Regions from separate parts of the Homo sapiens genome. Here regions 1 and 2 are each linked to region 3. A link is a loop called in an ENCODE intact Hi-C map of the cell type or tissue named here. Cell type or tissue: gastrocnemius medialis. All regions are shown on one strand. Each heading gives the region's core, and the rest is flanking DNA. Links, peaks and the distances in the headings are about the cores only.

Region 1 (10,944 bases), core at 2,456-7,455, 540 kb after region 3:
GTTTACTGAGTGCCTACCATGAGTCAGACGCAGAACAGAGTCCCCGCCCTAAAGGAGCACAGTATAATTGGGGAGGCAGGCACATCCACACTCAGAAGTAATTATAATGCAATAAGTTAAGTTGCCGTTAAAAATAAAAGTTTTGGGGTACTTTGGGAACAGTCAGGAGTATCAATCTCAAATGTTTAGTCTGGGATGGTTCCTATCCATTCAGAGGTGTAAATGTCATCTCATGGTTTTTAGCCCTTGGAATCTAAATCCCTAGTCCAATCCCTAGAACTAAAGGCTTGTGGTACACCCTTGCTTAGAAACAGTCCAGGCTTAATAAATATCTTTTTACATTTTATATAACCCTGTGGAAGACAGGGTTAGCTGTCCCCAAAAATCTACTGTCCCATTCTCCAGAATAACAGGAACCCTGTGTTTTTTGGCTGGGTTTCATGGCCACCTGGAATAGGGATTACATTTCTCAGCCTCCCCTCCTTGAAGCTATATGTGGCCATATGACCAAGTTCTGGCCAATGAGATGTATAGTAGGTGATAAATAAAACTTTTGAGTTGTGTCCTTAAAGGGAGGGAACATGCCCTTCTTGACACCATTTCCTCCTCCTTCCTGCCTGAAATAAGGACATGGTATTGAGGTATTCTGTATGATGCAGATGAAAGAAATGCCTTAGAAATGGCCAAACATGGGTTTCTTGTACCTTAGAGCTCTGTTCCAGCTCTGGTCTGCCTAGCAGCAGACTATTGCTATTCCATGAGAGAGAAATAAGCCCTTGTCCTATTTAAGACACTATTATTTGAGGGGTTATATTAGTCTGGGTTCTTCAGAGAAACAGAACCAACAGGGGATAGGTATGTATATTGTCTTACTTGGTTACGAAGGCTGAGAAGTCCCAAGATCTGTATCGGCAAGCTGGAGACCCAGGAGAGCTGATAAGGTAGTTCTAGCACAAATCCAAAGGCCCAGGAACGAGGAGAGCCAACAGTGGAAGTTTTAGTCCAAGCCCAAAGGCCTGAGAACTAGCAGAGATAATTGTGTAAGTTCCAATCTAAATCTGAGCCCAAGTCCAAATGCAGGAGAAAACCCATGCCCCAGCTCCAAGACAGAGAGCAGATCCTCTCTTCCTCAGCCTTTCATTCTGTTCATCCCTTCAATGGATTGGAGGATGCCTACCCACATTGGAGAGGGCCATCTGCTTTATTCAGTTTACCAATTCAGAGGTTCATCTCCTCCAGAAACGCCTTCACAGAGGGACTCATCCAGAATAATGTCTAACCAAACATCTGAATATTCCATGGCCCAGTCAAGCTGACACATAAGATTTATCATCACAGGGGTCTGTGTTACTAAATCAACTCCTAACAAAAATTGTCCATTAACTTAAACCATTAGCTATTTATTCCTGTGTGCATGCCTACCCCCTCCTCCCCCAACACACACACACACACACACACACACACACACACACACACACACACGCACTCACTGTGCCCTAGCTCCCAGTAGACACTCGAGAATGAACTGAAGAATTTGTTGTTTGATGAGATCAATGGCACAGTCACTAGCATCAATGCTTCCTGCTCTCTGGGGTACCAGCTCCCAAGTGTGCAAGATTAATCTTTCCCACAGGGTTCTGATGCCCCTGAGGGTACCTGCTGGCAGTATGTCATGTGATATGCAAAGTACCTCTTTCCTAGAGACCATTTTGCTCCAAAATGTGATGAAAATAGTTTTGAATTCTTCATCTCTTAAAAGGGTTTTTTTTCTTTAATATGCACAAGACAAAAGCCACAGAATTCTACTTTCTAGTGTCAGCCAATCTTGTACTTTCCATGAACACCAGGAAAGCAGGAAGCATTTATGTGTAAGGAATGATTGAAAGCATTGTTCTTTTTATGTTATCAGTGAAGCCTCAGCAGTATCCCGGTGAACTGGGTCTATTGCTTTAGGGAGAGGAGATTAAGCCAGCCTTAGCCTAAGCATGCTCTGTTGATGGATGTTACATGGGAAAAGAAAGGAAAGGTTTCGTGGTCAAATGAGTTTGGGAAAAGCCTAATTAGAAACTATAAACAAGTTTCTTTGCTGTGGGATTTCTCAGAGCTTTCAATGTGGTGATGTGCATTATGAATCTCAAACAGAAGACCTAGTTTGCAGAGCTGCCCATAGAACAGCTTCTCGTGCACAATTTCATAGTGAAGCATTTCCAAGGAACTCCCTTGTGAATTATGTGATGTGACTGTTCTCACTGTCAGTCATGTCTGTAGAGGGGCAGGAACATATTTTCAGTCTATTAAATTCTAAGAAGTAAATTGCCTGCCCACTCCTGGTATTTTGCCCTTCCCCTTTCTTACTCTCCCCTTCCCATCATGGTGGTTAGTTTTATGTATCAACTTACACAGGTAGGAGTACTCGGTTATCCAATCAAACACTAATCTAAATATTGCTGTGAAGGTATTTTGTAGATATATAATAGTTAACACCTCTGATCAGGCTAAATATCGCTGTGAAGGTATTTTGTAGATATATAATAGTTAACACCTCTGATCAGGCAACTTTAAGTAAAGAAGATTGGCCTTGATTACATGGGTGAGCTTCATCTAATCTGTTGAAAGTCCTGACAGCAAAACTGAAGTGTCCTCAAGGAAGAAGAAATTCCACCTATAGCCTGCAGCACAGCTTCCACCTGAGAGTCTTCCAGCCTGCCCACCTGCCCTACATGATTTGGGATTGTTCAGTCAGAACCTATTAATACAATTATGTAAGCCAATTCCTTGGAAACAGAAAGATATAGAGAAATCAACATGGATATTCGTGTGTGTATGAGCATGTGCGCAAACGCGGAGGCAGGCAGCAGCAGGGAGCAGGGGTGTCACGAGGTTCGTGTATCCTCCTTCCTCTGTTTCTCTAGTAGAACCCTGACTGACCCACCATTGAAACAGATCAGAGGCCAGGCACAGTGGCTCATGCCTGTAATCCCAGCACTTTGGGAGGCCAAGGCAGGCAGATCACCTGAGGTCAGGAGTTCAAGACCAGCCTGGCCAACGTGGTGAAACCCTGTCTCTACTAAAAGTACAAAAATTAGCCGGGTGCGGTGTTGCATGCCTGTAATCCCAGCTACTTGGGAGCCTGAGGCAAGAGAATCACTTGAACCCAGGAGGCGGACATTGCCATGAGCCAAGATTGTGCCACTGTACTCCAGCCCAGGTGACAGAGTGAGACCCTGTCTCAAAAAAAAAAAAAAACAGATCAGCAGGCAGCCTCCTGCTTCCTGCTCAGAACATGGAAAAGTGAGGGACATGGGCCTAACTGGAGAGGCAGTATAGCACAGTGATTAGGACGAGCGACTTGGCAACAGATGGCCTGGGTTTTCATCTCCTCTGCCACTTCTTGTGTGACCTTAGGCAATTTCCTTTTATCTCTCTTTGCTTTAGTTTCCACATCTGTAAAATGAAGCTATTAATAGTACCTACTTCATTATGAGGTTTAATGTTAATCCACAAAGCGCACTTAGGAAAGCACCTAGCACATAGTAAGCTTAATAAAATGTTAGCTATAACTGTTATTTCTTGAAGAGAGTAATCTAGAAGCACCTCTACCCACCCACCCCCACTGCTACCCAGGGCAGGGGAGGCCTCTCTTTCCAGGAGCTGGAGGCAAGGAAACTTTCCCTCTTAAAAAATCTTCTGAGAAAATAGGATTGCGGTGCAGAAGACAGGGGTCTTCTCCCTGGATTACCGAGGGCACCTATGCCCCACCCCTAGGGTTCAGCATGGGCCAGGACACATCCTCTCTCTTCAAGTCTGGTTGATATCAAGTAACATCATTTAACTAGAACTTGATCACTTACAAAAGATCTCCTCCATATGGTCCATTTGGCCCACATCACAGTGGTGTGAAGTGTAATTATTCCCATTTTTCATATGGGGACACTGAGGATCAGAACAGTCACGTGACTTTTCCAACTTCACAGAGCTTGATGCAGATGAGATGAAAAGCAAACCCAATGTTCTTCCCCCAGATCAATGGCCCTCTCATGTGTATGTCTCATTTGGTCTCCCGTGTCTCTTTCTGTCTTTCTCTATGTCTCTCTCTGTCCCTTTTTCTTTTTGATGACTATTTGGCTGTCTTTTTCTCCCACATTTTCTTCTCTAATTTTCATTTCTCTTCCCCCTTTCTTCCTCCTTTTCTTTTCTGAGAGACAGAGTCTCACTCTATCACTGAGGCTGGAGTGCAATGGCACAATCTCAGCTCATTGCAACCTCAGCCTCCTGGGTTCCAGCGATTCTCCCACCTCAGCCCCCGAGTAGCTGGGATTACAGGTTTGTACCACCATGTCCAGCTAATTTTTATATTTTTTGTAGAGATGAGAATCTCGCCATGTTGCCCAGGCTGGTCTCGAACTCGTGAGCTCAAGTGATCTACCTGCCCTGGCCTCCCAAAGTGTTAGGAATACAAGCATGAGCCACTGCACCCAGCCGTTTTTCTTTCTCTTTTCCCTTTCTCTTTCTTCTTAGTTCAGACCTTGGATTCCCCACAATCCATCTAAAACAAAAGGGGCTTAGGGTAATTAGCAGCCCAAGGCGATTCCAACTCCCATTGCCATTGGCGGGGATTGAGCTGTGTGTGTGGAAATACAGGACAACTTTGTTACTCCAGGAATAAGGGCAGAAGAGCTGCTCCTAATAGGGAGAGAGAGAAGCAAGCACTGCCAAAAGCAGCCCCCTCAGCCATCCTGTCCTCTTTTTTCATTTCCATTCTACCCTCATTATAATCCTGTTACGATTATTCTCCTGGAACCCACGGCTTATCCTAAGGGGAGAGAAACTCAAAGAAATAGAGGTGGTAGCGGCACCTCTAAAGGGAAGAGAGAAGCAAGCCTAACCCTGGGCAGAGAAGTGGCTCTGACAGCTGAAGAAGTGAATTCCCATGCAATTTCCCTCATTACGGGAATTGTGTAACTGTTCAGAAGAAAGAAACACAGTTCACTGCATCTGAGAGCCTCTGAAATGGCTGCCCAAGCTACAGGAAGCGCATCATTTTCCCTCCCCACAGTAATGAAGAGCCACAACCAACTGGGCAGAGAAAGGGCGCCACCTCCTGGCAAGACACGAGTTTAGGACCAACAGTTCATGACCCAAGTCACACCTACTACAGGGCAATTTTGCACAACCTTCACTGCCCTATGCTACTGTCACCCATGGCCCCTTTTAGGCCTTGGAAATTAGCAGACTCAGTTGAGCCATGACAAGATGACCCTGCCTCCACTCGACAATTAAATTCAACAAGATCACTATCCTTGTCGGCACAGCCATGTTTAGTTGGGCAACTGTCTTAACATTGTATTGAATTTGCTGTATTTTTTTTAATAACTGGGAAAAGAAAGAGGAAAGTGAGAAGGTAAAAAGTCTTACAAATTTAGGACAACGGAATCAAAGGTGAATATCATCAGGCTTGTCCAAAGTGTTGAATCATTAGTCTTGACTGGCCACCCAGCTCCTCCAGCCAGCCAGCCAGTCTGTGTTCAACTGTAAAGGCAAAAAGAGAAATTAAAGACATTCTAGGGTGCTAGAAATAGAGCAATAGATGTGGTATCTGAAAGGCAAGATGTAACTAGGGCTTATATAATTTGATGAATACCCTTGATAACATGTAAGTGTATTGTTTGGCTTTCAGACATTCTTTTTGTGTGTGTGTGAAATGGAGTCTCACTCTGTTGCCCAGGCTGGAGTGCAGTGGCATGATCCCGGCTCACTGCAACCTCCACCTACCAGGTTCAAGTGATTCTCCTGCCTCAACCTCCCCAGTAGCTGGGACTACAGGCACCCACCACCATGCCCCGCTAATTTTTGTATTTTTAGTAGAGACAGATTTCAGTATGTTGGCCAAACTGGTCTCCCACTCCTGACCTCAGGTGATCCGCCCACCTCAGCCTCCCAAAGTGCTGGGATTAAAGGCGTGAGCCACCATGCCTGGCCAGCTTTCAGATATTCTGCTTCTATATGTTTTATCTGAAAGTATATTATGACCAAAGCAAAGGTAGCAGTATCTTCCCGGCTTCGAGGTACAGGCCAAGCAGTAAGTGATTAGACTCCGTTTCCCCAGAAATGACACCCTCTGACACCATCAGAAAGGAGCTGGGGACAACATGGTGTGAGAAGACCACATGGGACCAAAGACCTGAATTCAAATCCTAACTCTCCTATTTTAAAGCTCTGACTTTCAGAAAGTGAGAATAAATCTCTCTGGTCTCAGTTTTTTAATCTGTAAAATGGGAATGATAACAATAGCTGCCAAACCTATCTTCCAGAGTTGTATAAGGCTCAAATGAGATCAGGTCAAGGAAATGGGGAAGGAGCCTAATGGCCGAATGTGTCCATGCTGGCAGTGGGCTAAGCATTTTATGTGCACCATCTCCTTTAATCCCATAAGGACTATATTATTACCTGCACCCCACAAATGAGAACATTTGCAGAAGTAAATTTTCCAAAGATCCCACAAGTCATTAGTAGGTAGAATTTAAATTTAAGAGCACCTGACTTTTTATACAATATTTAATAAAATACCATAAAAATGTAAGGGGAGTTTTTATCTAGGAAATTTATATGTGAAATTTCTGGGCCCTTCTTCCCACTTCCCTTGCTCTTTGCCCTAGACCTCAGATTCTCTCTCCGACAAAAGCCCCCAATTCTGGGTCCTGGAAAGTTCCAGTATGAGTTGTCTAGATGTCTCTGTAACCTGAAGTGAAGGGGCCTTCTCATGGGACTGCCTGTCTTCCTAATTTCTCTCTAGAGGCCAAGTGAATCACTTTCCCTTCTAAGGGAATTCCCAACACCAAGGAGCTGAAGAAGCCTGTGGTTTCTGGGAGCAGAGATGTTCTCATAGTTGCCAAAGCCACATCACCTACAGGCTCCATTTAGGATGGACCTTACTGTTCCTATTATGGACCACTATAACCATTCTTCTTACAATGCCCCTGAATGCCCATCCGAGATGGACTCCCAGGATGGATAGACCAGTTGTCAGTCCCAGTGTAGAATTCTATTATGTTCTATTATGCATTCCCATCTGATATGGTTTGACTGTGTCCCCACCAAAATCTCATCTTGAATTCTCATGTGTTGTGGGAGGAACCCCGTGGGAGGTAATTGAATCATGGGGGCAAGTCTTTTCCATGCTGTTCTCATGATAGTGAATAAGTCTCACGAGATCTGATAGTTTGGAAAAAAGGAGTTTCCCTGCACAAGCTCTCCCTTTCTTTGCCTGCTGCCATCCAGGTAAGACATGACTTGCTCCTCCTTGCCTTCTGCCATGATTGTGAGGTTTCCAGCCACATGGAACTATAAGTCCAATTAAATCTCTTTCTTTTGTAAATTTCCCATTTTCGGGTGTGTCTTTATCAGCAGCGTGAAAATGGACTAATACTTCACCAATCTCTCAGAGCCCCTGAATTCCATGCCAGGAAAACAACTGCCTTCTCCATCTCCACCTGCTAGTCCCAAGGTATCTCAAACTCAAACCCTCTAAACAACCAAAGTGTCTCAGTCAATAGCATGACCTTTCACACAGGCACCAAAGCAAATTCCACAGTGTCTGACACATAGTAGGGATTCAATAAACACTTGTTAAGTTCATTCATTGAACAAAAACATTGATTGAAGGTCATCAGTGTGTCAGACATTCTTCTTGGAGCTGGGGATACTGTGGTAAACAAGTTAGATGAAGGATGAGAAGGAGACGAGAGATAAGTATGTAATATAACTTTGTGTAGTTTAAGTACAAAAAGAAAGTTACGCAGAATAAGGAGGTAGAGGGAGATGAGTGTGAAGTGGAGGGAGGGGTCTGTTTTAGATAGAGCAGTCAAGATAGGACCCTCTGAGGAGTGACGTTTGAGCAGAGACCAAGTTGGAGGAGGATATGAGATATTCAGATATTCAGAAGGAAAATATTCCAGGGGATGGCAAGTATGAAGGCCCTGAGACAGGACCAACTTGGAAGTTTGAGTACAAACAAGAAGGCCAAGATAGCCAGAGCAGAATGCACCAGGAGACAGACAGTAGGAGATGAGGTTGGAAAGATAGGCCAAGTAGGGTCCTGCGGGGCCCAAAGACCTGGGAAAGGACTAAGACTGGAAGTCTTTGAAGGCTTTGATCAGGGAGTGAAATGATCTGACTTACATTTTAGAAGATAATTATATCTTGTGACTAATGTATATTCTTATATAACACATATTTTCATGACTTGCATATATTCATATATTATAGATATTAATATATGTATAACTTACATATATTCCACTGTACATATCAAATATTACTTAATTTGGAATTTAAAATCTAAGTTTTAGCTCAAAATATTCAGAATGGAATACTAATTAGCCATGAGGCACACTTCTATTGTCAGTCTTCATATGACAGGGAAAATAATTTAAATATAAGTAGGCGCTAACTAGCTATAGTATATTCTGAATAAAGAATAGGGTCTGGATCTAGAATAATAGTCTGAAAACAGTTATGGTTCCTTGCAAGCCCATAAAAGGCCAATAATTTATTTCATAATCTTTGAATTCATTTCTTTTTTGCAAGATTGTTGACGAGTTCAAAAGAAAATATTACAATGTATTTTAAATGCCTTGAGAAATACTTTTTATGCTATTTTTTGAGCTGTGGTAAAAATATACATAACAAAATCTGCTATTTTAACTATTTTTAAGTGTGCAGTTCAATGGCATTAAGCCGTTTCACAGTGTTGTGCAACCACCACCATCACCCACCTGCAGACCTTTTTTTTTTGTCATGCAAAACTGAAACTCTGTAACCTATTAAACAATAACTCCTCATTCTCATTTCACCCCCAATCCTCTTTTAACTTTCCATCTCTGTGATTTTTACTAGTCTAGGCATCTCAAATAAGTGAAATCATAGAGTATTTGTCCTTTTGTGACCAGCTTATTTCACAATGTTTTCAAGGTTCATCCATGTTTAGCATGTGACAGAATGTCCTTCCTTTTTCAAGGCTGAATAATATCCCACTGGATGTATAGACCACACTTTGTTTATCCATTCACCTCTCACCGAACACCTGGGTTGCCTCCACCTCTTGACTATTATGAATGATGTTGCTATGAATGTGAGTGTACAATTATCTGTTCATATCCCTGCTCTCAATTATTTGGGGTATATCCTCAGAAATTGAATTGCTGAATCTATCTTTTAATTTATTTGAGGAATGATCAGACTGATTTCCACAGTGGCTATTTTACATTCTCATCAGCAGTTCACAAGGGTTCCAATTTCTCCACATCCTCAACAATACTTGTTATTTTCCGTTGTTGTTGGTTTTTTATCGTAGCCATCCTAATGAGCGTGAGATGGTATCTCACTCTGGTTTTGATTGTATTTCCCTAGTGATTAGTGACGCTGGACAGCTTTTTATGTGCTTGTTGACTGTTTGTATATCTTCTTTGGAAAAATGTCTATTCAAGTCCTTTGCCCATTTTTTAATCAGGTTGGTTTTTTGTTTTTGAGTTGTATGAGTTATTTATATGTTCTGGATATTAACTCCTTATCAGATATATGGTTTGCAAATATTTTTTCCCATTCCATGGGTTGCGTTTTCACCCTGTTGACAGTTTATTTTGATGACTAACAGTTTTAGGCCAGGTGCCATGGCTCACACTTATAATCCCAGCACTTTGGGAGGCTGAGGCAGGAGGATCACCTGAGGTTAGGAGTTCGAGACCAGCCTGGCCAACATGGTGAAACCCTGTCTCTACTAAAAATAAAAAAATTAGCCAGGTGTGGTGCCACGCACCTGTAGTCCCAGCTAACTTGGGAGGCTGAGGCAGGAGACTCGCTTGAACCTGGGAGGTGGAGGTTGCAGTGAGCCAAGATCATGCCACTACACTCCAGCTTGGGCAACAGAGCAAGACTCCGTCTCAAACAAACAAACAAAACACAGTTTTAATTTTTGTATAATTTACCTATTTTTTATTTTGTTGTCTAAGCTTTTTGTTTCCCACCTAAGGAATGTTTTTTAAATTATTCTGACTGCCATTTTGAAAATTGACTATACTGGATCAAGAATGAAAACAGAGAGGAAGTATCTATAATGACAGAGGAAAGTTTATAGGATTATGGACTAAAGTGGTCTATAGTAGGGATGGAGAAAAGTAGATAGATTTTGGGATACGTTTTGAAGATAAAATAGATACAACCTGATTAGTTGGATGAGAGATACAAAGAAAAAAAAGAATAAAGAATGACTCCTACTGTTTTGGCCCGAGCTGCTAGAGGACTGGTGGTACCATCATGAGATGGCAACAATTAGGGAAAGAGCTGATTTATAGAAGATTTTATCATGTTTTGTGGAAGCTATCATATATCCAAATAGAGTTGTCTGACAAGTATCTGGATAGATATACAAGCCTGGAGTTAAGAGGAAAGAACCATGTGGTAGATTTGGAATTCCCTTGTTATCTATTGCCACAATACTGCATAACAACTATAAAACCCTAATTGCTCATGCATGGAGAAAGGCTGACTAGATAGCTTTGACAATCTTGGCTAAACTCACACATCAGGGAGTCAGCTAGCTGGCTGTTTATCCAAGCCAGCCTCACCTCTCTGCTTCACATATCTCCCATCCTCCATAGACTAGTCCAACGATGTCTTATGGAATTGACAGAACTGCAAGAGATAAAGACCAAGCCTAATTGTCCAAGCGTTTTTCAAGCCTCTACTTGCATCAAATTTGCTGATATTCCACTGGTTAAATCTAGTCACAGGGCCTCGCCCAGAGACCAGAGTGGGGAAGCATTGCAAAGCTACTTGGCAAAGAGGTGAAGAAATGGAGCCACTTTTGTAGTTGCCACATCACAACTGTGTAGAGATTGTATTTAATGCCTTGGGACTAACAGGAAAGTATAGAAGATGCAAAGACAG
Region 2 (10,944 bases), core at 2,624-7,623, 120 kb after region 3:
AAGAAGGAAAGGAGAGGACATAAGCTCTTAATTATCTTGGTTCAGTGGTGTATTAGTTTTTTAGGGCAACAAAGTACGACAAAGCAGGTGATATAAACAACAGAAATTCATTGTCTCGCAGTTCTGGAGACTAAAAGACTGTGATCAAGTGTTTTCAGAGCTGGTTATTTCCGAGGACTCTAAGGGAGAGTCTGTTTCATGCCTCTTTTTTAGTTTCTGGTCATTTGCTGGCAATCTTTGGCTTGTAGATGTATCACTTGGATCTCTGCCTTCATGTTCACATGGCATTCTCCCTGTGTATATGTGTCTGTTTCTGTGTCCAAATGTCCCCTTTTTATGAGAACATACTCATTGGATTAGGGCCCACCCTAATGACCTCACGTTAACTCGATCATCTACAAAGACCCAAATAAGGTCACATTTACAAGTTCTGGGAGTTAGAATTTCAACATCTTTTGAGAGGATAAAATTCAATCCAAAACAAGTAGGATGCTCTTTCTTATGCTGGAAAAAGGAATGAAGAAAGGACAAACTCTTAATTATCTTGGTTGAGTGGGATGCTCTCTTATGTTGGATCAGAGCTCCCTGTTCTAACTTAATTCCAAACAGAACTTCTTCCAGCAGCACTTTGCAGAGCAAAATGGCATAAAGTAGACCTGGGCTTTAGCAAAATGGTCAATCGGCATATATCATCCACCCTTTCTCCTCCCAAGGCACCTTGCCTTATTTTCCAGTTCTTAGTTGGCCGCATGGTCCTAGTTGGCTGCTGCATCTGAACAGGGAGGAAGAGAGTTCCATATAAGATGCTATATAATTTTGTTGTCTCTTGGAGATGTTGGAAATTAAATTTCTCTTTAAACACTATCAATGCCCAAAATAATACATCCCTAACAGTGGAACTGTAGCCATTATGACAAGAGAGGTCAAGAGAAATGGGAGGAGGACAAAGGAGAACTCCTGGTGACCACCCTCCTCATCTGGCCCACCCTCTCCCTCTGAAACACATGAGGCATTATTGGACTTGGTCTATTGAAGGCTTGTTCTGGGTCACTTTAGGAAATAAAAACTCTAAAGGGTTTTTATACTTTCTAAAGAAAATGTAACTTTCGCATTCTATCCCAACTCCATCAATGGTTAATTAACATATTTTATGAAGTAGCCACTTATTTTTTTTCTAATGAAAACTCAGAGCTTGACCTATGCTTATCATACAAGTTGACTCTCATCTTGGGATTGCACCTGGCAGCACCACCTCTCTAGAAGGCTAGCTGTAGCCTGGATGTTGGCTCTGATGCCATTGATTAATAAGCCCACTAACTAGTGCTTAAGCTGCAACTGCCAAGCTGGGGTGGGCACCCAAATTGGCACCACTTTATGAAAAAACTTCTTTTTACATGCTTTCAGGAACTAGTTTAATTAAACAAGCTCTCACCTTTTCAATTGTTCTCATCTAGATTTTCAGCCATTCTGAAATGCTGTTACTTATGACTGACAGCTGCCTTGAGAGATAATAATGTGGGAAAAATTAAAGATCCTCCACATATTCCTCATACCAAGAAAAAAGCACTAGGCTGGGAGTCCTAAGGCATGAAATCTTGACCTGGATCTGTCACCATCTGGGTGTCACTGGGAAAATCACTTCCCTTCCCCTCATCCACAATTTTCTCAGATGTTTAATGGTGATAATAATAGCCAGACATTCTTCTAAGCACTTTATGTACATTGAATCACTTAATGCCCCAAACAGCCTTATGAAGTAGTACTATTATATTCCTCCTTTAAATATAAGAAGATCAAGCCACAGAGAATCAGCTTGCCTTAGGGCACACTACTAGTGACTGGTGAGCTGAGACTTGAGCCAAGTAACCTGGCTCCAGCATCTTTGCTCTTGGCCAATATGCTATAATAATGGCATCATAATATCAGTACCACCGGAAGTAGTAAGAATTAACTCAGATTATGCACATAAAAATTTAGCAAAATATTTCATAAATGTCAGCTATATTTATTATATTACAGTGTAGGATTCCAAAAAATGTTAGGTAGGTGGGCGGCTAGATGCCTTCTCCAGAACTGTCTGGAAGTCTTCTCCTGAGGATGTAGTCCATATTTGATAAGATTCTATTATTTTCTAAATTTCATGGGGAAATGTGAAAAGGACAACACTAGGTGAGTTTTGAGAAAAATGTCCACTTGATCTAGCACATAATCCCATTCTAACGCCTGCAAATAAGGCTGGTCTGAAGAATGGCCAGAGTAAATGTAAGACTTTCTAATCTAAAAATAGCTCTGCCATCTAAATGCCATCCTGCATAAAATGCTGCCATCTTTGGGTTAAACATTGTCCTCTACGTGCCTACGCAGGACTCTTAAAATACAAATGCCCACCAGGAGCAGACAGCATTAAGTCCCATCTGCTGCAGTGAGAGTTCGTTTATTACAGTCTTTCTTTGGGGGAATCATGTATGTATGCTATGGCTATCTATACGGGAAGGGAGTATAGAAAGAAGTGAAACACCCCAGACTTTGCATGTTTCACAACTTTGGATTAGGCCATCCTGGTTCCAAGCCCATTGCTTTTGCTTTTAATTTCAATCTGTCATGAAAGGCAAGGCAGGGCACAGAATGGAACTAAATTTACAGAACACATACCAAGTGTCAGACACTGTGCAGTGTGATTTCTCCAGCATTACTTCCTTTAACTCTTGCAACAATACTGAAATGTAGGTACTCTCAACTCCCACACCTTATACCAGTTGTTTGGTTTAGGTTTGTTTGCTTTAATGTATAAAGACACAGGAGGTCATAGATGTAAGCAATTGTCTAAGGTCCCGTATGTTGTAATTGGGCACATGTGGTGCTATAACTCAGAAACGTCCAATTCTTAAGCTTGTTCTTTGTGCCACTCCACACTCTGTGCTTGAGTTACTCAACCTCACATGACTCAAGGACCCTGCAGCAATAAGGGGAAGAGGTGGCCAGAGACAGGCCCTATAAACCAGCTGATAAAAGAAACCACAAGCACAACCCCATCCTTCCCCATCTCTGCCCTCATTCCTTATTCTGATGCAAAGCTCCAAAGGTAGAAGAAGTGGTAGCAAGGTGAGCAAAGGCCCCAAGACCATGCACACATGTATTCACACTCACACACACACACACACACCCCAAACACCGTCATCTAAAGCCCAGACACTGCTTCCAGCTGAGCCCCTGTGTGGCTGAGAGGAAAGTTATTTACAGCAAGGTCTAACCTCTCGCGCCACCATGTAATTCCAGGCAATTGCACTTCCAAATAGATCATTTTGGAGAAAATCAACAGCGGCTTTGCTTTCAATCTACTGGAAAATGAAGTCCTGTGAATGTGTTACATAAGTCCACAGCAGGCAGAGGGAGAAGCTCAGGAGCCCACAGCTCTGACCAGAGAGGGTGAAGTTCTGATGCCCCAGCCTCCCAGAGCTCCTTCCCACCTGCCCCAACCTACCAGGCTGGTGTGTGCTTATGGCTTTGTGGATTCCACCGGGCTCCAGGTAGGGAGGAAGTTATTAAGTAAAGCGTGCGAAAATCATCAGCCAGGGCTTTAGGGGAGGAATGGGAACCAGTGAATGACACAATGACCTGTCCTTGGAGAAGACTGGAGCACAGTTCCTGCCCTACCCAGCCTCCATCCCATTTAACACAATGTGGCAACAGCCACTCCCATGCACACAGCTGCACAAACACATCCCAAACCTGTGGCACAAAACATTTTTTTCCACTTTGTAATGTTTATTTTCCATTATAAAAGTTAAAAATCTCACTGAAGAAAATTTTGAAAACATAGAAACAGAAAAATGAAAACACTTTTCTCAATCTGCTAACAATAACAGTACAAATGACTGGGTAACAGTATTAGAGATATTGCGGTACACCTCTAATACCTATACCCAGTCATTTGCACAGTCATTGCTAGCAGATTGATGGATTTCTTGCCAGTGCTTGTTTTATCCATTTTAAATTTAAAATAATAATTCCTGATGAGCTTTCCATATGCCTCAGGCATTCACCTTTGGGACCCTCTGTCAAATGCTGATTGACGTGTGCTTAAGAGTTTGAAGACATAGGAAATGAGTTGGGTAGACAGATAGCCAATGGTCTGTTAGAGAATGGAGAAGGATTCCTTAGTGGGATACAAAGAACACTGAATTGAGAATCGAGAGATATTAATTCCAGCCCCATTTATACCATCATTGACTTTAGGACGTTGGATAAGTCATATCTTCCTTTTGAGCCTTATTTGCATCATCCATAGTGAGAAGAAGAGTAAAGTACATTAGCAACAAGATGAACAGGTTCTTGAACATCTTATACTTTCTGAGAAAATCACTTACTCTTCCTGTGTGTGTCTTCATCTGTACAATGGAGATATTAATGCTCATGCCCCAAAACTTCTCATAGCTGCTGTGAGGGTCAAATTAAATGGTGCGTGATATAAACGTGAACGCTCTAATAAAAAATAGAGAAAAATATCTGTGGCACATTTTAGAGATATTGTGTGAAAATGTAAGATAATAAATGTGATAACAGGCTGGGTGCGGTGGCTCATGCCTGTAATCCCAGCACTTTGGGAGGCCAAGGCAGGTGGATCACTTGGGGCCAGGAGTTCAAGACCAGCCTGGCCAACATGGTGAAACCCCATCTCTACTAAAAATACAAAAAATTAGCTAGGCCTGGTGGCTTGTGACTGTGGTCCCAGGTACTCAGGAGGCTGAGACATGAGAATTACTTGAGCCTGAAAGGCGGAGGTTACGGTGAGCCAAGATCGCGCCACGATATTCCTACCTAGGTGACAGAGTGAGACACCATCTCAAAAATAAATAAATAAATGTGATAACACCATAAAGAGAATGAAACACCATATAGGAGTGAGATGAGGAAGACACAGAGAGAGGTGCTGTTCCTGAAGTTCAGACAAGAAATCAGAAGTCATAGGAGGCTGCGGAGGGAATGAGGAATAAAGGAGTGTACTAAAAAGTAATTTGTTTTCTTCTTTACCTGGTTTATCCAAAAAGGCACCGAGTGCTCACTCTCTCCGCGCCCAGGGTGGGGAGATTCCACTGCAGAGAGCATGATTTGAGTTGGTTCTGAACTTACGCAGGAACTGAGAGACTGCTGAGACACTTCTGTCCCATCTCAGCGGGAACCTTCCCAAATGTGGAAGCCCAATGGAAGGCACTCTTCAGGCTGAAGACTGGGGTCAGTTTCATCTTTATACATCATAAAGAAGCTGAGTGGAATGCAGGCAGGGGAGGGGATAAGAGGGGAGAAGCTCTGAACCACACAAAATGCGGAGGAGAGCTACCCATCAGAATGCCCACACCAACTTTGGGGATCCCCAGGAGCAAAGCTGCCAGACCATGAAATTAGTGATAATGCGCCACCTTCTGGCAGACCTGAATATTGCACAACATCCGGTGTCCGTGAATTGCAACCCTTGTCCCAGTTCAGAGATCTAAGGGATCTTTCCAAGTCAATACACTGGTTTCACAGCACCTCCAAGACCAGGACTAGCCTAGGAAAAACTGCTACAGTGAAAAAAACGTGTTTTAGCAGCTCCTGCTTCTTTATTCAACTTGTTCTTTCCAGATTTTCCACCTTCATTTGGCTACCCAAACCCAATGTTCTTAATGCATATGCAAGTACCCATGACCTATTGAGTCACCTCCTCCAGCAACGCTTGTATTTTTACAAAAGCCTAAGGCCATGAGTGCTGTGTAATATTCATCCTGCATTCCAATTAAAACAGGTATTGGGCAATTGCTCTGTGCTACACACTGTGCTAGATAAGTAGCCGTCTTTCAGGGTCTTATAATCTATTTAGGAAAGTAAAAAAAATGACTAAACTAGATGCCACCGTGCAAGGAGATCATAAGTTGAACAGTAAAGATGATAGACTATCTAGGAGTTCTAGAAAGGAAAAAATTATTATGGTTGGGGAGGTCAAAGAAGGTAGTATTTGACCTGTGCTTTAAAGGAGTGAGATTTTTAAAAGAAGAGATGAAGAAGATACACCCAGTAAAAAGAATAGAACACACAAAGGCACAGGATGGGGAAAAGGCAAAACCTGCTCATGCAATACTTTGAACAGAGCATGTCAGGGAATAACAATGACAACTACTGGTACATTTTTATAAGGCCCATTTTTACAACTGTATCTTTTCAATCATCCCATATGGAGATATTATGACTACTGAGCCCATTTCACAGATGAAGAAAGGTAGGCTATAAGAGCCTCACTTGCTTTATGAAGTTTCTATAACTAGGAAAAGAAGAACTTAAACCCACAGACTCCATTTTCAAATCTCAGGCCATAGCAAGCATGATTAACTCAAAAAGGGAGATTGCAACTATTCTGTGAAGGACAAGGAATACCAAGCTAAAAAAGGAAATCAAGCTAATGTTGAGATTTCAGGACTGTGACAGTAAAGTGGGTCTCCCCTTTGGGGCTTGGAGTGGTGATGAGATTTTATGAGTTTTTCTCTCCTTCCAGACAAGGGCTGGCCCCTCACTGGTCATTATCTTTCCTCTTAGAAACACACCCCAGGTTCTACAGCCATACAGCCACTTGCAAACAACATATTAAAAAAGTTATTTCTTTCTTCCTCCAGTGCATTTATCTGTTTGTTTGATTTCCTGCATGCTGCATTATATGTTATTAGGCCTTAGGGTGCCTCCGTAAATTAAAACGATACAGTCAAAATGTATGATTAAAAGAATGAGAGGCAATTGCAGCATAATCATACTATGCATTCATATCCCACTTTAGCATCTGTTATCTCATTTACTCACACAGAAATCAGCAGCACTCTGAAATATGAATGACAGAATGCAGCAACTCGATTTTACCAATGGGAACACTGCAACAGACAGGTTAGGTGGTTTGCCTGAGGCAACACAGCAAGTGATTGAAACTGTACTAGACCTCCTAACTCCCAAACCAGCCTTCTTTTCACAGCAGTCTCATCTCGCAGGCTATGGAGATGAGAGTGACCATGTAGTACCATCTGCTTTTGAGTCCCAGAGTTCTGTGTTTAGCACCATGGACAGAAACACTCAGGCCCAACACCATTCTTTAAATGGCGAGTAAAGCTCAGAGGCTGGATTCTGGAATGAGGGACCATGTCATGCATCCTGAGAACTAGAAGTTGATGGCAATAAAAATCACTTAGACACCTAGAAGTGATGGCAATAAAAATCACTTAGAAACAAATCAGAGACTGGAACAGACACCTTCCCCTCCCCTTCTGAGCCCCAACTTAGGTTGAGGCAAATGCGATCTTTAACCAGGGCAGCTACTCATTCTTCACCTGTTAAAGTCTGAGATGATTTAATGATCAGCAATATTTATCCTGCTCTACAAATGATGGACTATCTCCAACTAACCAAGTTTGTTTTCTCCTTTTACATTGCAGAATATCATGAAGACCCTTAAACTATCAAATGTGAACACAGTAGCAACAACATCAATTAATGTCTACTAAGTTCTTACTTTGTGCCAGGTCCTGGCCTAGACACTTAAATGTTATGTCATCAACTTTAACTATAATAGCAAGTATGAAGTATACCTTACATAGAGAGGCCATGAGGAAAGCATCCGGGAAATGATGATGTTATAATGGAAAAAAAAAAAAGCCTAGAGCATAATGTTAAGCACATAGTGGGTGTCCAGTGGACAGTTTCATAAGCACGCCCCCATCTTGCATGTGTATCTTTGGTCTTTTTTATCATCCTTCCCCAGGCCCCACTCAACTCATTGACCTGGTACCAAGATAAAAATAAAATTTGGGGAAAAAAGAGAGGGAATAGGCTAAATTGTGGGAGTAGCCCAAAAATCTAAAGCGAACAAAACTTGCGCTGAGTTAAAAAATGACAGTTCCTCCAGTGACTGTCCCAGTAGTTTATAGAAGTGGGGAAGACTGTGGACATGATGGCTGATTAATGGTTATGGGCAAGGTCAGGTGCACGCACTGTCAAGCTTGCTGTGCCTTGCCATAGGCCAGCAATGGGCATGGGGTCTATGCCGAAGCTGTGAGCCAATGAATAGCTAGGCTTGCCTGCCACTCACACTTTGCCGGGAAGCTTTACCCCCACTCTCCCACAAGCAGGAAAGGGACTAAGAGCGAGCAGGCTTTCTGAACAGAACCTCAAGAACAGCTTCCAATGTTCATCTATCTCTGCAAGCACTGACTCACTTTCACCTGCCCATCCTAATATGATATTTAGTATCTATTATTCCATTGAGAAGAGACCAAACTACAAAAATGACACATAAAAGACATCTCTAGAGAAACTGGAATCCAAAAGCATTTGGATGCATTCATTTTTTCAACTATCACAGTGAACAATAGTTGGTCTTTCCCATCATGGAGCTCACAGTCTGTTGAGGGACTTGCTGCCCAAAGACACTAGAACTTGGTAAATGCTTTAAGATAATAAAGCTGTGCTCAAGGCACTGTAGAACAGAGAACATGGGGAGGGGCCTAATGCAACCACAATGCCCACACTCATTTCTCCACCCAGTGCACATACAGAGACAGCCACCAAAGCTCCTTCTGCACCCTGCTGAAATGCTGCTTGTTCTATCTGATAAGGCTCTCTGCCTCCCCGTCACTTTTCAGGCCCTCTGGCTGCACTAACATTCAAAAAACAGCACACGCTTATATCTGAATGGAACCCTAGATATCATCTGGTTGGACCTTTTTATTTTACAACCTGAGTTCCGGAGAGATAATGACTCCTATGCTGCAGAGCTAGTAGATCAAGAACTAGGACCCAGGTTTTCCAATAACCAAACAGGAAGACGTGCTATGCTGCAAGCATCTCCCTAGCTCATCTGTGGCTCCTCAGCCTCCTCAGCTTCCCTCCTGTCTCCTTTGCAACCACATTTCCCCACAAGTCCCTCCACTGCTCAGCAAAGCCTAACAGGATGACTCCAAGTTTTAGTTAATTGGTTCGCAAAACACAGCCCTGGAGTTTAATTTAAGAACAGATATAATTTCTTCTATTTTTACTCCAACTATACTCACTTAAACTTACAACCTGCCTTGTATTAAATATCTTGGGTGGCCTTACTCCCTTACTCAAACACTCCTTTTTTTTTTTTTTTTTTTTTTTTTTTTTGAGACAGAGTTTTGCCCTTATTGCCCAGGCTGGAGTGCAGTGGTGCGATCTCGGCTCACTGCAACCTCTGCCTCCCGGGTTCACGTGGTTCTTCTGCCTCAGCCTCCCGAGTAGCTGGGATTACAGGTATCCACCATGAGGCCCGGCTCATTTTGTATTTTTAGTAGAGACGCAGTTTCACTATGTTGGCCAAGCTGGTCTCAAACTCCTGACCTCAGATCATCCACCCGCCTCAGCCTCCCAAAGTGCTGGGATTACAGGCATGAGCCACTGCGCCTGGCCAAACACTCCTTCAAATGATAATGGACATCAGATCCATAAACAACATGACCTATGGGAAACACCTTGGGTCCTGCATTACATTACCAGTCAGGTTCCATCTTAACTCCACTCCTGAGAGCTGAATGACTGGGAGGAAACAAGCAACAAGGGGCTGTAGATTCTGTTCTTTGACAACTAGGGGTGATAATGAGATGCTCCTCTTGATTCATCCTTACACATGGACCCTCCTTGAGCTGTATTTTCCCCAGGACTCCGAGGAAAGCCGCATGATGGAGCAGAAAAACACAGGAGCTGGGCACCCTGGGGCCAGGAACCCTGGGAAGGAGGGCAGCCTCTCTGCTAAGTAACCTACAGCAACTGAAATCCTCTAAGCCTGTTTCCTCATCTGTAAAATGGGGATAATATCACTATTCATGTCATCATGTTCTTGTGAGAATAAAATATTTGAGGGAAGGACATGGCTTATATTAGGAGGTCAATAAATGTTGGTTTATTTCCCTTCCCACTAAAGTGGGAAAATGAGTGCCTTTACTTCTATTTAAGCCCTAACTCTGATTTGATGTGAAATCTTAATATTTCAGTTCCTCTCTTCAAGCCCTTGGCTTCCCCTTTGCAAAAAGGGCATCATTACTAGAGGACAATGTGACAAAACTATTAGGTTGGTGAAAAAGTCATTGCTGTTTTTGCCTTTAAAAGTAATGACAAAAAAACACAATTACTTTTGCACCAACCTAATGCTACTAACTGTTCCCTGATGACAGTGTGGTTACAATAGAAGCATAATTTTAACAGTAGAATGAATCATGTATGGGTATGAGGGAGAAAATAAACAATGACTAAGCTCCTACTATGTACCCAGCTTTTTAAGCACATTATTTCATATAAACTTTGTAACACTTCTGAGAGGAGGGTATTTATTATTTACCCATTTTACAGTGTGGATTGTCAAGGTTAAATAACTCAAACCAATATGGATATTAAGTAGCAGAGTTGAATATGAACCTATGTCTGTTAGAGTCCAAAGCTCACTTTCTATTTATGTGATCTTCTTACTCTCCTGGAGAGAGGTGCTCCATTTGAGGAGTAGAGTCACTCACTGTAACTCTTAAGGAGAGAAGGTACAAATATAAACTATACTAGATATATTGATTCTCCCCTGGACCCTCCTGGCCTGGCAATTTTCCTTTCACTGGGATTTTAGATGATCAGGTGGCAGATTTATGCCAGTGAGCACCAGAGGGGGATAACAGCTGGCAGAGCGCACAGTGCATGTGTGTACATGCCCACATGCAAGCACAGAGGTTCCCCAGTGCCTACCCAAACAATAACAGAGGATCAACATACAGAGACAACTTGTAAAACAAAGACCCCTGAATAAGCAGGGCTTTCTCTCAGCCTCTCCACTACTACCAAACCCTGCTGAGTTTGAGCACACCTTGAGGAAAAGAAGGAAACCAGGTATCCCTAGCTCAGGCAAAGGATATTCCCATTTTGAAAAGAATTTTA
Region 3 (10,944 bases), core at 3,430-8,429:
AGAGCAGTCAGGCAGCTCAGTATCATGTCAGTAGAAACACCAGATTTGAACTGTAATTACTTTTTTTACCCCAACTCTGTTCATGTTTTACAAACCAGCACTGACACTTGAACAAAGAGCTTTGAAAAAGCAAGCAGGAGCTAGGTATGTAAATAGCCAGTGCTCTGTGTTTACTCACAGCCTTTTCCAAAGAATGGAGAAGACAGAAGTGGCAGCTTCCTAACAAACACACCACAAGGAGTGAGTATATGGTTTTAGCAGTGTATACATTTGCTCAGCATAAGAAGCATTTAGTTGTGAACCCTTGAAATCACAGGGTTCAGGAGGTAAAAACTCAGGGGATTACTTGTAAGTGAGAGGAAAGAAGACAGAAGGTTCACAAAAGGTAGCCAAGAACCTACGGTAGATTCCCTGTTATAACACAGACTCATCACATGGGTCCATTTTGGTCCTTGGGGAATTTCAAGACCAATATGTGCGTGCACTTTGTGTTGCGTGAATGTGTGTGTGTGTAGGTAAAAGCATGTGAGATTTTTCCCTGCATACCTCCACACCTTTTTCAACACCAAAATCAAAATATACTGTATTCTAAATACCCAAGAATGTCTGACACCTAGTAAGGGCTCAATATTTGTTAAGTTGAACAGACTTGAAATGGAGAAGACCATAGCCAAGCTGTATTCAAACACAGTCTTATTCAAAAACCTCTAATCTTGTTTCCCAACCCTGCTTCAGGGCATCCACCTTCCCAACAAAATACATACTCATCCCCAAAGACAAAACTAAAGCTGCGCCCAAAACCATAAATTCATTTTTCTCTTCTGAGTTTGAAGAGAAACTCAGGCTTCCAGTCATTAGATATGGCCAGGTTTACTCTGTGAGTGTTTCTTCCTCTTTCCTCTCATCTCCTTCATCACCTCCTCACTAGTCACCCCACCTTGAGTCACTCATCCTCCAATCCATGCTCCAGAGAGTGGTCAGTTATCTTTAAAATAAGTTGTGATTGTGCCACTTCCCTGCTCTAAAAACCATTATTAGTTCAGCATTATTGATTGGGTGAAATGGGAAGGGATTTGATGAGTGAACCTGAGAACCATATGTGGAAGATGAACAGAGAACAGAAATGCCAGAGGCTGCCAAGACAGTGAGGCCAACATCACAGGATAAGCCCAACTGGGACTGTCTGCTGCTGGGACTGTCCCCACAGGGCCCAGCGGGGCTGCTGTCCCCACCCCTGCCACCATCAGAGAGGATTTCTCCTCCCAGACACTGAGCCTGGCTTCTGTGGCTCACTGAGACTGAGGAAAGTGAGACTAGACTTTGGGGGCCTCAGTCATGGAATGAGGGCCCTGTCTCCCTTTTAGACTCATACGGGTAAACTTCCAAATGCAGAAAGGGGGCTCAACTACTGGGCGGCTTTAAAAAGTCACCAATGCAATCACTTAATCAAATTGTAAATTACGCTTTGTCTGCCTGTCTCTCAGAACATGGTGAGCACAGCAAGGGACATTCACCTCTGTTCCCTCACACTCAACATAGCCCTTGACCAGACTGAGAAGACTGTCTCCTTTTGCCAGGATTCTGTGAGATAGAATACTTCCTGGGGGCTGCTGGAGAACTGCTTGGCCACCCAGAATTGCATAATGGGCTTATTCTTAGGACTTGAACTTAGAACCAGAATTAACCTGCAGAAGTTCCTGTATTTCCCATCTGAGCTTTAAGCTGAACCTGAAAAGCATGACAGCTCAAAAACACTCCAAACAGGTTGGCTTACTCCATCTGGGCTTCTATAACTAAGTACCATAGACTGGGTGGCTTATAAACAATAGAAATTTATTTCTCACAGTACTGCATTCTGGAAGTCTAAGATTATGGTGCCAGCATGGTCAGCTTCTGGTGATAGCCCTCTTCTGTACTGCAGACTTCTTACTTCTCATTGTATCCTGACATGGCAGAAAGAGGGTGAGGGAACTCTCTGGGGTCCTTTTTCTAAGGGCATGGATTTCATTCTAAGGACCTCACCCTTATGATCTAATTACCTCCCAAAGGCTCTATCTCCTAATATCACATTGGCAGTTAGGGCTTCCACATGTGAATTTTGGGGAGACACAAACATTCCATTGCATAGACAGATTGGCACCAAGAAAAAATTATTTCATTTTATACAGCACACATTATCCCCATTTTCAAATGAGGAAATTTTCACATGTGGAAATGGAGAACAGGCCCTTATTCTCCAGGCCAGTGCCACTGCCAGTGTGGCCCCTGGATATCAACATCTCTTGAGCAACTGTTAGAACTGCAGTTTCCGGGTGCAAGCCCGTAGTCGCAGCTACTCAGGAGGCTGAGGCAGGAGGATCGCTTGAGTCTAGGAGTTCTGGACACTTTGGGAGGCCGAGGCGGGTAGATCACTTGAGATCAGGAGTTTGAGACCAGCCTGGCCAGCATGGTCAAACCCCATCTCTACTAAAAATACAAAAATTAGCTGGGTGTGGGGGCGGGTGCCTGTAGTCTCAGCTACTTGAAGGCTGAAGCAGAATTGCTTGAACCCAGAAGGTGGAGGTTGCAGTGAGCTGAGATTGTGCCACTGCACTCCAGCCTGGGTGACAGAGGGAGACTCCATCTCAAAAAAAAATAAAAGGCGGCCGGACGCGGTGGCTCACCCCTGTAATCCCAGCACTTTGGGAGGCCGAGATGGGTGGATCACGAGGTCAGGAGATTGAGACCACCCTTGCTAACATGGTGAAACCCCGTCTCTACTAAAAATACAAAAAATTAGCTGGGCGTGGTAGTGGGCACCTGTAGTCCCAGCTACTCAGAAGGCTGAGGCAGGAGAATGGCGTGAACCCGGGAGGCGGAGCTTGCAGTGAGCCGAGACCACGCTGCTGCACTCCAGCCTGGGTGACAGAATGAGACTCTGTCTCAAAAAATAAAGAAAAGGCCGGGCACAGTGGCTCATGCCTGCAATCCCAGCACTTTGGGAGGCCGAGGCGGGAAGATCACCTGAGATCAGGAGATCGAGACCATCCTGGCTAACACGGTGAAACCCCATCTCTACTAAAAATACAAAAAATTAGCCAGGCGTGGTGGCTGGCGCCTGTAGTCCCAGCTACTCAGGAGGCTGAGGCAGAAGAATGGTGTGAACCTGGGAGGCAGAGCTGGCAGTGAGCCAAGACCGCGCCACTGCACTCCAGCCTGGGTGACAGAATGAGACCCTGTCTCAAAAAAAAAAAAAAAAAAAAAAAACCTGCAAAGTCATATTTCCCACCACAGACCTGCTGAATCAGATTCTCTGGGGAAGAGCACAGCTATCTACCAGTGTTTCTGGTAGAAGCTCTGCCAGTGTTTCTCATGCCCACTAAAGTTTAAGAACCACTACCCTATAGCAGTGTCTCCAGATGTTGTGGTATGTTTTCCCTGGAGGGTGTGACACATTTGCCACATGATGAACTTTAGGAAAAAATATTTAGCTCTTAGATATTCATTTCAATATGCAGTCAGTAAAAAACCTGGCTAACACATTGAACCCAGGATTTCAAAGACATATTGCTTGTAAGATGATGCCAAATCTACTTAAGTCAAACAAGATAATCGGTGTAAAGAAAATCAATACTGTTGTAGGGAGTTATGGTGAAAATAGTGAACCTGATACATAAATTACCAAAGTCTGGGATACCTGGTATACCTCCAGTTCCAGCTATAAACTGGATATCTCAATCTGTTCAGGTGGCTACAACAAAATGCCATAAACTGGGTAGCTTATAAACAACAAAAATTTGTATCTGACAATTCTGGGGGCTTGGAAGTCCAAGATTAAGGTGCTGGAAGATTTGGCATCAGGTGAGGGCTACCTCCTGGTTCATAGATGGTGGCTTCTAGTTCTTCTTCTGTCTTTCCATGGTGGAAGGGGTGAACAAGCTCCCTTGGGCCTATTTTATAAGAGCACTAATCCCAAAGCACTCATGACTTACTAACCTCCCAAAAGGCCCCCCTCCTAATACCATCACATTGGTGATTACGTTTCAACATGTAAATCTGAGGGAGGGACACAGACATTCGGCACTGAAGATCAGAACATGAGCCCCACTTCCAACTGAGCTCCCCTACCAGCATCCACTGCTCTCTCCAAAATCCCCTCTACCCGATACCTCAATTTAACCTCAGAACCTCTGTCCATGGCTTTCAATGCTAAATAAAACTGAGAAGGAGAGGGATGTGTAGTTCTATCTTCTCTGATAGAATAAGATCATGAAAACCCTGAATGAAAGGAATGATGGAGATGGAAACACGATGAAAGTGGAAAAGGGCTCAGGATTGGAAAGCTGCAGGCAACGAAGATGAATTCTGCCATCTTCTCCAGTTATAAGTCCCAGTGTCACTCACCATATTCCTGTGCACTTAGAGGCCAAAGACCTCCACGTTGGCAAGATTAAAATGAGAAGGGGTAGTCAGGGCTGACATCATAATTTTTCTACTACTAATAATAATAATGTTTATTTACTATTATTATTATTCATAATAAAGCCATTTAAACCCCACTCGATAAGAGGTTTAACAAGCCCATTAAGAACAGGAAACCTATTTCCTGCCTGGCGTTGTTTACACATATAACTAGGAGACACTCACTGGCTGGGGGAGCCCCATTAGCTTTAACCAAGAGTCTTGGCAGGAGCTCATGGAAGAAAATAAATCCCTCAAGCAGAATTACATGTGGTCAGTGAGGTCATCGCTCTTGTTTGGCTGGGCTGCACTCTAGGCTGAAGATCCAGAGATGGAGCAGGGCGACCCCACAGCCATGCTGGAGATAGGCACCCTCTTGTCCTTCTCTCATCCAAAGCCAGCTGAGCACAGTTTACTGGCACAGCCAGCTCTGGGGAAAGTTGAGAAGTGGTGAAGCCAGTTTATTATCTACCTTTCTATGTACTCTTGCCCATTAATGGGCAATATTCCCCACTCCCATCTGGCTTTGCATATTTTTCTGCTGCTTCCTGGTTGCTCAGAATCCCCATTCTATGATGGTTCCTTTAGAGCCAAGAGACTTCCAGGCCCATCCTGCAGCCCCTTCAAGACCCAACTTCTTTTGGTCACCTTCCCTTGAGAAAGAATTGTGTCCTGTAACTAAAGCCATCCATCATATTTAAGGGTCATCCATGGTGGAGTCTCCATACATCATGTCTGACCCAGGTAAAGAGGAGCCAGGAGGCTCCTCTCCCAGGGATGTTCCTCTTGAACAGAGAACTCTGAGGATTCAAGCAATCCTTCCCTAATAGATTCCAAAGTCCTGCCCCCACCTGAAACCACTAGGGAAACACTGTGGTGCAAGGGTTTTCTGAATTGTCCTTCCTTCCTCTGGGCCAAATCACACACTAGCCACAGACTGTGGACTTGGTCTGCATTAAGCTGGTCCCTGGTAGAGCTTAGCACTTTCCACACCGAGTAAAGCTTTCTTCCCAGCAGAGGGCAGCAACGGTCAGAGGCTGGAGCCACTGGTGCGCAGCCATCTCAGAGGGACTCGATAAAATGGGAGGAAAGAAACCAGAGGGAGGAGGAAGGAAGGAAGGTGGGGGCTCGGGGCAAGCACGCAGAGCTCGCTGCTCCTTCACCTTCCACCCTGGTAGGGTCTGGCTCTGTGGCCAGGGCTCCCCATAACCTAACGCTTTCTGGTTGGCCTGTCTCACCCAGCACCGCCAGCTTGGAAGGCTTTGGGTTATTAATCTAGCCCACCCAGCCCCAGCACACTTAAACCTCTTAGCTTTCCCTTACTCAGCTGCTGATGCCACATGGAAAACTTGAAGGAAAAGAAAAGGGGGAGAGAAAAAAAAAAAAACCAACATTTTAGTCTGGGGTAGTTCTGCTTCCATAGCAGATATTTTTTTGCATCCACTTCCTTTCAGCAGGAGCGACATTTACATGAAAACAGAGCTGAGGACAGTAGCCTCCCTGGACCTGAAGTCACCATTTGGCCCTTCTGGGCTGCTGCCAATGCCAGCAGCAGTGTGAGATCATCGGGGGCACCTGTTTTTAGAGAGTCTTTTTTTTGGCCGGCGTTGGGGGCGGGGTGGGAGAGCCGGCATGAGCTTAACACAGGCTCTCAGGACAAGTATGATCAGGAAGTTGGGCACAATTGATCAACCAAAAAAGCAACACGGTTTCATTGAGGCAGAGCTGCCAGTGTGGGGAGGAAGCAAAATCATAACGTTCAGAAATGTTAAAGGGATAGAATCTGTGGAAATCTGAAGTGTTCAAAGAATGACCAGGGTCAAATTTTTGCCAATACTTCACCTCCCGTCTTCTCTGACTCAATTGTTGCTGCCAACCTTTCAGATGTGATTGCTAGGCTATAATACTTTTTCCAGCTTTCATCTATCTGAGAACCAGAATTCCAGCCATGATGAATCCCCAATGCCTCTGCCAGTCTTCTGTAATGTACAGAGGCCTCTATCTACACATAGTGCAGGGCTACATGCAGAACAAACCCCCAAGAAATAGTTGTTGCCTGCCTAATTCCTGACATTCATACAGTGTTTTGCAATATTCAAAGTACTTTTACGTTTATTATCACACTGGCACCTCATAGCAACCTTATAAGGTAGACAGCCATTATTAAATCCATTTTACAAATGGGGAAATTGAGGCATAGAGAGATTAACTAGTAAATGGCAGAGACAGAACAAACTCTTGTGGGATTCTATTCCTGTCTGCTTATGGACTTGAACTTGAAAACACAGCCTGCTGTTCTAATCCCCTTCACCCAATGATCAAGACACCTTGATTTTCAAAGCACTGGATGTGCCAAACCCCAGATGCTTTAAAAATTCTCTCACACTGGAAAAGCTCTCTACCTGAACCTTCAGTTTTAGGGTTCAGTGTGGAGAAAGAGCTTCTGAGAAATCCTGGTGGTAGAGCTCTGTTTACAGGGGAAACAGGAAATTGAAAGGCCTTGTTTTAGGTAAGTTTGTGAATTCCAAATTGAATAGATTGGCACCAAAAGGCAGGCTTCTTAGGATCCTTGCTTTCATTTACTCCTTGATCTATCTACTTAATAAATGAATATTAACTGAGCATCTTCAATGTTCAAGGAACTATCTTAGAATCAAAGGGATAGGAAAAACACACAGGGCACAGTTATCCCTATCAGGTGCTTATAATGTAGTTGTATAGACAACATATGGTCATACAAAATAGCATAAGATAGTATATACCAAGTGCCAAATGAGTGCTGCTGCTGCTGAGCACTTTAGAAATTCAGAGAGGGAACGGCACTGAGTGCGCTGAGGAGGTCAGAAAAGGCTCAGTGGAGGACATGGAACATAATCTGATCCCTGAGCAGGAATCAAAAATATGAAGACAAGATCTAGTGGAAGGGTTCTAAATATAGGGGAGAATACTGACTGAGACCCCCACCATATGTCAAGTACTGTGGTAGGCCTGCACAAGGTTTGGGATGATAGGCAAAACCTACCATGGCGGCCGTGAAGACAACAGCCTAGGGAAACAGTAGATAAGGATATAAAGATTAGTAGGAGATGGAGCTGGAAAATGCAGACCAGATCGAAGGACCTTCATTACCAGGCCAAGGACTTGATTCCAAGAAGGAAAGGTACAATACATAAGTTTCTAACCCATATACCTCCTAGAGAGGAGGCCGGGGTGTTCCATCAGGACCTACAATGTCCCATAGGTGAGGAGTAAGCAGTGGTGCCTGGTAAATTTCTAAACAAACAGAGATTCTGGCTTCATGCAAACATTCTCAGGACAAAGGAAGAAACAGGTAATGGGTGAAGTAGGAGCCCAGTCAGAGCCCAGTCCTACCTAGAGATAGTTAAATAGACATTCTGAGGAGCATTTGTGAGCCTCCAGTGAAGAAGATGTGTGAGGTTGCTCTTGACAGAGCCAAACACTATAACCTTCACACTGAGGCGGGAATAGGAGGAGGGGGACAAAAGAGGGCGGAGACAAAAGATGTTCACTTTAAGTCAGCCAGTTATTGGCATCAAAGCCAGAATTCACCTCCTCTCTCCATTATTATTGTGCTTTATTATTATTATAAGGGAGAAATTGCTATTCACTAGGATTTTTTCCCCCTAAGTATTTTAAATGCTGCTGTAACAGTAAATATCACCTCTGGCATATTTGTCCTGGAAGAAAAGAGTATAATTTGGAATACCTAATTGAAATGTGCTACAGGAGATAAGGCAGCTGCAGAGACTGACATTTAAAGGTAGGAGACACCACGGAAGACATGAAATATTACTGTTGCTGCCTCAAAGCCAAAAGCCACTTTCACAGAATGGAAACATCTTCCAGTTCTGCTTCCTCCTTCTGGGTCCCCCATGATCCCATTCCTCAGACTCACTGCTATAGGGTTCCAGTCATCCCTGCTCTTCCTTTAGAACCCCAACCTGCTTGCATTGAGAATGCTGAAGGGCAGGCAAAAGAGAATGATCTCATCCTAGTTCTCTTTTGCTCTTATGTACCCATCTCAAAATCCTAGGTCTTATTTCTTGATAAATCATTTACATGAAGGTGGATGGGCTAGACACAAAAGGAAAGGAAGAGATCTGTCAGTGCATCTCAGTAGGTCTCATTAAAAAGCTGTTTTATGCCACTGTCGCAGAAACATAGTAAAAGACTAGAGGTTACCTGTGCTTAACGCCCAGCAAGCCCTGCCCATTGATAACTGGACACAGTTACTTTCTAGGGGATGGATCTAGGTAAGAGCTAACTCACTGCTTATTCCCTTCACCCATACACCAGAATAAGGACAACTTGCCAACCAACCATCAGACCTACTGCAATTCAGATTAACCACGTTTTTCATCAAACCTATTTCCGTTATCATTTCTCTATCCATCAAGGTAGCTTGTCTCCAAAGATAGCCCCCCAATAAACCATGACTCCTAATATTTCCCTTTGTGTAGTCCCCTAATCGATGAATATTGGAGAGCCCTTTGCCTTGCTTTTGATCAACAAAATATAGCAAAAGTGACAATGAATGACTCCTGAAGCTAGGTCATAAGAAATTTTATTTTTTCTGCCTGGTTTTCTAAGAATAGTTTTTCTTCAGATAGCCCTTCTTGGAACCCAGTTGCCATCCTGTGAGAAGCCTTGGTCACATGGAGAGATCATGCATAGGTTCTCTCTGGCTGAGTTATCTCATCAACTGCCAGCTATTTATGTGAATGAGGTACCTTGGATGTCCCATCTCATCCAGACACCAAATGATTGCAGCCTCAACTGAAGTCACATAAAGTGGAAAAACACTCAACTGATTACAGTTATTTCTTAACTAGAAAAATTACTTAGGATCGTTAAGGCCATATCTTATTTACACTCTTTGTTAGACAAAATGGCTTTCAAGAGTCTTAAGGATTTTCCTCTAGCACAAATTTCTATTATGGTTATCTATCACTTTATATTTTTAAGAAAACTATTCCAAAATATAGTGGCTTAAAACAATGTTATTTCTCATGGTGCTATGAGTTGGCTGGGGTCAATTGAGTGGTTTAATCTTGGAACCTCTCATGTGGTTACAGTCCATTGTAGCCTGGGCAGGATGTGCAAGCTGGTTTCTTCATTCCCATGCCTGGGACCTCCTGGGCCTCTTTCTTGCCTCATGGGTTATCTCTTTCCCCAAGGCCTCTCCACCACACTTGGGCTTCTCACAGTGTGGTCATTTTTTGGTAGTCACATTACTTACATGGCAACTGGCTTCTAAGAGTCAGAAAACAGAAGCTGCCAAGCCAGTTAAGGGCTATTTCCAGAGCTGCCTCACTGCCTCAGCACTTTTTTTTTTTTTTTTTTTTTTTTTGAGATATAAGTCTCACTCTGTCACCAGGCTGGAGTGCAGTGGCGCGATCTTGGGTCACTGAAACCTCCGCCTTCTGGGTTCAAGCGATTCCTCTGCCTCAGCCTCCTGAGTAGCCGGGACTACAGGGGTGTGCCACCACACCTGACTAATTTTTGTATTTTTAGTAAAGACTGGGTTTCATCATGTTGGCCAGGATGTTCTCAATCTCCTGACCTCATGATCCACCCACCTCGGCCTCCCAAAGTGCTGGGATTACAGGCGTGAGACATCGTGCCCCACCTGCCTCAGCGTTAAACCACCATATTTTATTGATCGAAGCCATCATAGGGCCTATCCACATTCAAGAGGGTAGAGAGAGAGTCTACCTCTTAATCTTGATGACAGAATGTCAAGGATACATTGCAGAAGAGTGCATGGGATGGGAAATATTATTGTGACTTTCTTTGAAAAATACAATCCATCACAACGTACTACTGTTTTCCTATTTTAAACTCCTATGCCTCCTTGGAGTAGAGAAACCCACATGAGGCTTATAATGAGTCAAAGGTATAGTATGATTGTCAGAAACGTTAATTGCCAAAATAACAAATCCAAAGCAAGGAAAACCAACAGGTCTTCTGGCCTCTACACTGATGAGACCAGGTATGAAAGAACATTTTCATGACTGAGTGCTGAATTTAAGAGGAGCCGATGACAAATTGGAGTATGTTCCAGGAAGAGTGTTCGAGGTAGAGTAGGACTGAAAATCATATCATTTTGGAAGTATATGCTTTCCTATACTGCCCTGTTTGAAGGAGATGTGTGGGCAAGATTCCCATCTTAGTTCCTCATTTTCCCCTCTGTGTCCCCTATGGCATAAACCTGTAGACTTCCAAGCTGTATAATTTGGATTCACTGGCCAAAATCTCCTCTGAGATACTTACATTTTTAAGAGTCTATGGTCTCTTCTCTTCAAGGGCATGTATATGGTGCTGAGTGTATGTAATTTTCTGAGATCTATCAAAGTATCACCATTTTCTCATGCCCAATGAAACTGTGGTATATGTTATTCATATTCTCTGTCATTTCCAGTCCTCTTTTCTCTCTGAGAAGACAGAAAAATTACAGTTCTCTACAAAGTTATAGGTAAGCAT

The links. Hi-C counts contacts between places; a loop is a spot of excess contacts. Peaks named below come from ENCODE experiments on the same cell type or tissue, not always from the same donor. Only the 100,000 strongest peaks of a DNase experiment are listed, where the experiment ranks them.
Region 1: it touches region 3 in a loop (9-fold over the local background); 42 of 110 quality-filtered maps call a loop at or near these places.
Region 2: it touches region 3 in a loop (14-fold over the local background); 57 of 110 quality-filtered maps call a loop at or near these places.

What each region holds. Positions count from the first base shown.
Region 1 is chr14:78,016,331-78,027,274 of GRCh38, reverse strand. No RefSeq gene overlaps it. Among named protein-coding and RNA genes, the nearest start is that of NRXN3, 150 kb to the left of the region's middle. In gastrocnemius medialis, for the core only: no CTCF peak of the experiment used is centred there; a DNase peak (open chromatin) is centred at 5,109.
Region 2 is chr14:78,443,132-78,454,075 of GRCh38, reverse strand. The region is part of intron 4 of NRXN3 (neurexin 3); the gene reads right to left. Among named protein-coding and RNA genes, the nearest start is that of NRXN3-AS2, 260 kb to the left of the region's middle. RefSeq lists an enhancer at 5,161-5,350. In gastrocnemius medialis, for the core only: a CTCF peak has its summit at 5,412 (motif pointing left); a DNase peak (open chromatin) is centred at 5,395.
Region 3 is chr14:78,561,264-78,572,207 of GRCh38, reverse strand. All of the region lies in intron 4 of NRXN3 (neurexin 3), which reads right to left. Among named protein-coding and RNA genes, the nearest start is that of NRXN3-AS2, 140 kb to the left of the region's middle. In gastrocnemius medialis, for the core only: a CTCF peak has its summit at 5,459 (motif pointing right); a DNase peak (open chromatin) is centred at 5,467; H3K4me3 peaks cover 754 bases; H3K27ac peaks cover 410 bases.